2 separate regions of the Mus musculus genome follow, and region 1 is linked to region 2. A link is a loop called in an ENCODE intact Hi-C map of the cell type or tissue named here. Cell type or tissue: left cerebral cortex. All regions are shown on one strand. Each heading gives the region's core, and the rest is flanking DNA. Links, peaks and the distances in the headings are about the cores only. Region 1 holds the start of Atp6v0a1 (ATPase, H+ transporting, lysosomal V0 subunit A1). Region 2 holds the start of Ccr10 (chemokine (C-C motif) receptor 10).

Region 1 (2,904 bases), core at 88-2,587, 160 kb before region 2:
AAATTATCAGTACAAGTTGCTTTTTTTTTTTTTTTTAAATCCGAAATACCTCCTTCACTACACTTGAATCTCAATGAGTTCCGCCACCCACAGAGACTGACTGACCAGTTCTCCAAGTTCCTCCTGATGTTTCTGCTGACTCCCTACTCTTCTTTAATTGGGGGGAAAGGACTCTATCAATATTTAGAAAAGGAGCTTTAAAAAAAAAAGGTAGGTATTATTTTGCATTCAAAAGATATATGAGGAACTGAAAACTCCTACGTGGTCAGATGGGTTCACAGAAACCTAGTAAGCAAGATAAAAATAATTACTTTGTCAACATGTGGTCTTCCGGGGATTTTTTTTTTTTTTCCAATTTGGATAAGTGTAAATCCTAGGTAGCTGCTGGAAGAATGAATCCGATACTTTGTAAGTGGACGAGATCCTATGTCTCTAATATAGGACTTATCTTAAGTCGCTCTCCAGTCTGGGGCTCAAATATTTTCAGAGGTCTAAGAACGACATAGGATGCGTATACGTAAAGAAGACTAGCTTTGAGGCTCCCTTCAAGCTCTCAGATCATTCTATAATGTGCCCATTTCTTTCATGCTGCTTTCTCCAAGAAAAAGTTGTGAATTGGTTCTCTGGAAAGTAGAGATGGCAGGTAACCTTGCTCCGAGGATAATAGAGAGAAAGGATTCTGATGGGCTCAAAAGGCAAACACTTCAAAAGTCACACGCCCAGCCCAGATGACTTCCAAACTGGGATAGAAATCACAACGCCGGAACAAAGATGGCGACTGCACACCAGGACTCGCCCGAGCCCCATAGACTCTGCACTGCGGCAGCAGGGGAGAGGCAGCATCCTATTGGTCAACTGAGATGAAATCATCTCGGGGGCGGGACTCGACGGTGGCGTGGGGGCGGAGCCTTGCTTGCGTACGCTGGTCGGCGACTCTGCTCAGCCTGAGCCGGGGTCGCTTTGCTGCGGCGGCTGCGGTCGCGGCGGCGGCGGAGCCGGCGAGAGGTGAGCTGGGGTTGTAGAAAGAGCGCTTCCCCGAGTGGCTTTCGAGGGGACGTGGAGCGCACTCGGATACCTCGGATGCTTGTCAGAAGAATTAGCCAGGATCTTAGGTCTCTGAGAAAAATATGGGGGGCTCATCTCCCTCTTCGGACACCCTTCCTGTGGGCAGAGGAACTGGAGGGCCACTGCTCAGGAATGACCCGGGAGAGGAGGAGGCGAAAGGACAGAAGAGATCGGATAGGCAGAGTGATCTGGGGGGATTTCTTAAAGGGTCTTACAATTTGGGGATTTCTTCCCTAACCAGGAGACAGGTTATGCCTGGTCCAGAAAATTTCTGCGCTCTCACTGTGCAGCTTAGAAACGAAGAGGTGAACGACAAATGCTCCCTGCTAGAAAGGGAGGATTGGAGAATCCGAGCGAGAGTCCTCCTGGGAGGACCTTGGGTTTGGATCACCCTTTTGCAGAATTACTTTCTTCGTACTTCATTTCGCGACCCCTGGAAACCGCTTTTCCAAATTCGTATTGTGTTTGGTTTCAGTGGGGGTAGAGATAGTCTTGGAGAGGCCTGTAATCATGAAGGAACAGGAGGAGGGCGGTAACTCACTGGAGGCTGTCAGCCCTGTCAGCCCTGTCAGCTATGCCTGTCAGACATGATTTCATTTATTTTGAGGTTGTGGCATCTATCCTCGTTCAAGGTGGAAAGGACTGGTTATAGCTTATGTGGGTGATTCATATTCTTAAGTCAACCCACATAATCTCTTGAGAAATGCTTGCTTTTAGTCGAGTGTGTTATTTTGCTCTCCTTGAACACCTAATGCCGAAAGGATTTGTTTTTCGGGTTCCTCAAAATGTCTTCCTGCCTTCCCGAAGGGCAAATCTTCTCGGAAACATCAGTCTTATCTATCGATTAACATGGAATTTGCATGACGTTACGACATTAAAAGTGATGCAGTGCATGATGATCTGTTGAGGATAGATACTGCAGATGCTGCTGTACCGAAGCTGAGCGGGGAGCTTATCGCGAATAAATAATTGCATTTTCAGTACCACTGATAGCGCCAGCTGCTGACCTGAACGGAAGCCTTCAGGCTCCTAGGAGAGACTTGACAGATAGAAGAAGGCAGTTGTCTTTGAGGATGGGGATGAGTCGCAGGAAGCTGCAGAGGTGGAAGGCTTTTCCTCCGGCTTGTTAAAAGTGCTTTGTCATTACCAACGTTTTCCTGTCATGCCTGAATTGAAATTAAGCTGTGTGGGCTCCTTTGTCTTTTTTTAAAATGATGTTAATATGTTGGAGTTCCTTAGAAGAGGAATACTGTTTTCCCAGGAGTTTGGAAGCTTGATCCTTTTAGCCATAGCTTTCAGATAGTGCTGGACATTTTAGATGTTGGAAGTGGGCATTGTCAGTGAGAGGGGAAGCAGTCACAGCTAGTCACATCTTTTATATAAGAGGGTAGTTAAAATCTCTTTTATTGTTTCCTGCTCACAAAAAACCCAAGAAACAAAATGAAATAACAAAGAAGAGGGTTTTAGCAGGAAAGTTTGTGTCAAGTGTGAAAAAGCAAACAGTAGCAACAAAAAAGCTCTGGGCATGTTGGTGTATCCCTGTAATCCCAGCTCTAAAGAGCTGGAGGCAGTGCCATTGGTGGTGGCTCACTATGCCAGCACTCAGAGGTAGAGAGACAAGTGGGTGAGTTTCAGGTCAGCCTGGTCTACAGAGTGAGTTCCAGGTCAGCCAAGGCTACACAGAGGAAATCCTGTATGGGGGAAAAAAAGAAAAACAAAAACAGATGGGAGGCAGGAGGATCAGGAGTTCAAAGCCAGCCTTCACTAATATTGAGTTTGAGGCAGGCTGTGGGTTATATAAGACACTGTCTCAAACAAAATAAAACCAGACCCCCAGGT
Region 2 (2,904 bases), core at 107-2,606:
AAAAGTCCACCTTGACATTTTTCTATTTCTTCTTAGGCAGGATATTGTTATTATTATTGATCTTCCTGTCTCAACCTCTGGAGTGGCTGGGGCTACAGGTATCCAGTCCACACACCATCAGACTCAACTTTTTAATTAGCGTTTTTCTTTGCACAGCAGGACTTTAGAAGGGATCCAAAAACCTACCCCAAACTAGAATCTCTTGCCTCCAGCCTCTACCAGACCCACGCACGTACAGCTGGGGACAGCATCACCCCATACATTTCACACGCTGGGATCTAGGTACTTGCTAAAGCAGCCACTACTGGATAGCGATAGGGTTATTAGAAAGCCCTTTCTTACACTGACTCCCGAGGAGAAACCCCGCCCCTCCTCACCTGGCAGCTTTCCCACCTCACCTCGGTTGGCAGAGACCGAGTGAAGCATAGGGCGTGTCAGTACTCAAAGCTTTAGCCGACTCAGCAACCCCTGTCCCTTCACACCTCCCACTGAGACGCAAGCAGGGGCGTGGGGTGTAACCCACTGTCTTGGCCTTGCTGCAACCAAAGCTGGTAATTCAAAAATAGTAACAGTAGTTGGGTTGCATCTCATTTGCACAGAATCAATTTAATTAAGCGCAGAGGCAATCTCTTTAGATCCTGAAGTCTTTCTCAACGTCCCCCTACTTACTCCCCTTTCTATTACCCTCCCTGGGATTGTTTCTTTAGCCCTCCCCCTTCTCTGGAATTGTAGCCCTAGTTGTCCCAAGAGAGACTGTGGGTCTCAGTAGGAGCAGAGCAGGAAGAAAGGCGGAGTCGACGGGGGCAGCGGCCACGAGGGTTGGGCTTCGGGCTGCATCCTCCGCCCTGGAGCAGCCTCCGCAGGTCCCGGCGGAAACGCAGGCCCAAAAAGGCATAAAGCACCGGATTGAGGCTGCAACGGACCAGGGTCAAGCCGCCGGTGACCAGCAAAGCTAGATCCTTGCGCTTGCTGGAGGAGCAGCTCCGCTCGCGGGCTGCCAGTAGATCGGCTGTATCCAGCAGCAGGGCAAGGCTGTAGGGCAACTGCAGCACCACGAAGGCCACCACCAAAGCCACCACGACGCGCAGTGCACGCCGCCGCTCTGGCCCCCTGGCGGCCAGAAGCGTGCGGCCCAGGAGCGCATAACAGGCTGCCATGACGCCCAGAGGGAGCGCGAAGCCGAGGACCACCTGCGCCACTGCGCTTGCCCCTTTCACAGTCTGCGTGAGGCTTTCGGGAAAAATGAGCCGACAGCGTCGTTGGCCTTCACGTGGCCCGTCCCGGCTGAAAAGGAGCGCAGGTAGAGCCAGAAACAGCGACAACAGCCACACGAAGACTGAAACCAAGTGCGCTCGGCTAGGCGTTGAGGGCCGCTGCCCGGCTGGGAGAGCTCGTGCGATGGCCACATAGCGGTCGGCGCTGATACAGGCTAGGAAGAGGAAGCCAGCGTGGAAAGAGGCCGAGTAGAGGCCTGAGATGGCACGGCAGGTGGTACTTCCTAGATTCCAGCCCTGAAGAGCCCCTGCTGCAGCAAAAGGCAAAGTCAGGGCCAATAAAAGGTCAGCCAGGGCCAACTGGAGCAGGTGAACGGAGGTGGGAGATCGGGTAGTTCGTCTGGCTGCCAGATGGGTGGCCAAGACTAGGCCATTGCCAGCCAGACCCAGTACAGCCACCATCAGGGAGACACTGGGTTGGAAGGCCCGACTGAAAGCCTGGACATCAGCCTTGTAACAGAGCTCTGGCAGCGGCCCAACCGAATAGGCCTCCTCATCGTACCCGGAGTAAAGTCCCCAGGAGACCTGGTGGCATCAAAATGAGAAGAGGGACCGTGTAAGACATTCCCACACCCTTCCATCTCACATAGGTGCCTCATTCAAAGCCTCAATACCAGATGACTCTCTCTCTCTCTCTCTCTCTCTCTCTCTCTCTCTCTCTCTCTCTCCAGATTCTTGCTAGTGTGCCCTGAACAGGCAGTTAAGCTTCGCTTGCAGTCTCTCTAACTCTGCTTCCAGCTTCCTGGATGACCTTGAGCAGCCACCGGCTTTTTCTGGACGCCACTTCCTAAATGTGTTTTACCCGGTGTAGAAAAGCCCCGTTCAGCCCACCTGGCAAGCTAGCAGTGAGCACTGTTGAAACCGTGCAAGATAATAGACAACAGAAACATCTAACTCGCCCTAGAGCAAGCATTTGTATTATTAATAAATCTCAGCGCTTCTGTTCGCTTTGCAGTGCCCTCTCCTGGAAAGTAAGTCAGATGCAGGGCTTTGCTTCAGCCCTGGACCCTAGACTTCAAGCTTAGGCTAAAGGGGCTTCTGTTTCCTTTCCCTTCTCTCCTCCCCACCCTACTGTTAGAGCACAGATGTATTGAAAACATTCACACCAAAGGGGTCTTAGGTAGGATTTGTAGGCTCCTCACAGGTGCTAGATGACAGAGGCCTGCTGTCAGGCAGGGAACCCCATCCCTTTCCCCTTCCCCACCCTCTCTGCAACCCTTCTCCCCCTCCCTGCCCCGACTCCCACCTGCTCTGTGGGCTTGGTCCCCATCTCTGGCTACAAGGGTTTCTGAGGTACAGCCACAGAGGCTAAAGTTAAATAACTAGCGGGGGCAGGAAGGAAGGGGTGGGGAGGAGGGCCAAGGAGGAGGGTTCACGTTTCCATCCCACCTTGCCCGATTTCTATCTAGTCAAAGGAAAAGGAATGCTTGCATGGTCTTGCACAAGTTTTGTTTTCCTCTGAGCCTTCGCTGTGTAAAGTACAGTAAGATGAAAGCACGGAGTTGACAGTTACAAAGGTGTCCAGCACTGAGCCAGGAGCACGATTCACCTTCAGAAAACATTTTTATTTTTATTTATTTTATTTATTTTTTTTTTAGATTTTAAATTTGCCCTTCATTCCATCTCTAGG

The links. Peaks named below come from ENCODE experiments on the same cell type or tissue, not always from the same donor. Only the 100,000 strongest peaks of a DNase experiment are listed, where the experiment ranks them.
Region 1: it touches region 2 in a loop (2.0-fold over the local background); 2 of 42 quality-filtered maps call a loop at or near these places.

Annotation. Positions count from the first base shown.
Region 1 is chr11:101,008,560-101,011,463 of GRCm38, forward strand. It overlaps Atp6v0a1 (ATPase, H+ transporting, lysosomal V0 subunit A1), which reads left to right and starts at 882. Exons shown (of 22, transcript NM_016920.4): 1 at 882-1,005. In left cerebral cortex, for the core only: a CTCF peak has its summit at 1,116; DNase peaks (open chromatin) are centred at 859, 1,357, 1,611 and 2,064; H3K4me3 peaks cover 2,423 bases; H3K27ac peaks cover 2,404 bases.
Region 2 is chr11:101,172,880-101,175,783 of GRCm38, forward strand. Ccr10 (chemokine (C-C motif) receptor 10) reads right to left here and starts at 2,564. Exons shown (of 2, transcript NM_007721.4): 1 at 2,521-2,564; 2 at 119-1,799. The coding sequence starts at 2,544. The coding sequence ends at 735. It also overlaps a transcript of Cntnap1 not described here. In left cerebral cortex, for the core only: CTCF peaks have their summits at 1,119 and 2,240 (motif pointing left); DNase peaks (open chromatin) are centred at 374, 887, 1,090 and 2,116; H3K4me3 peaks cover 1,050 bases; H3K27ac peaks cover 1,957 bases.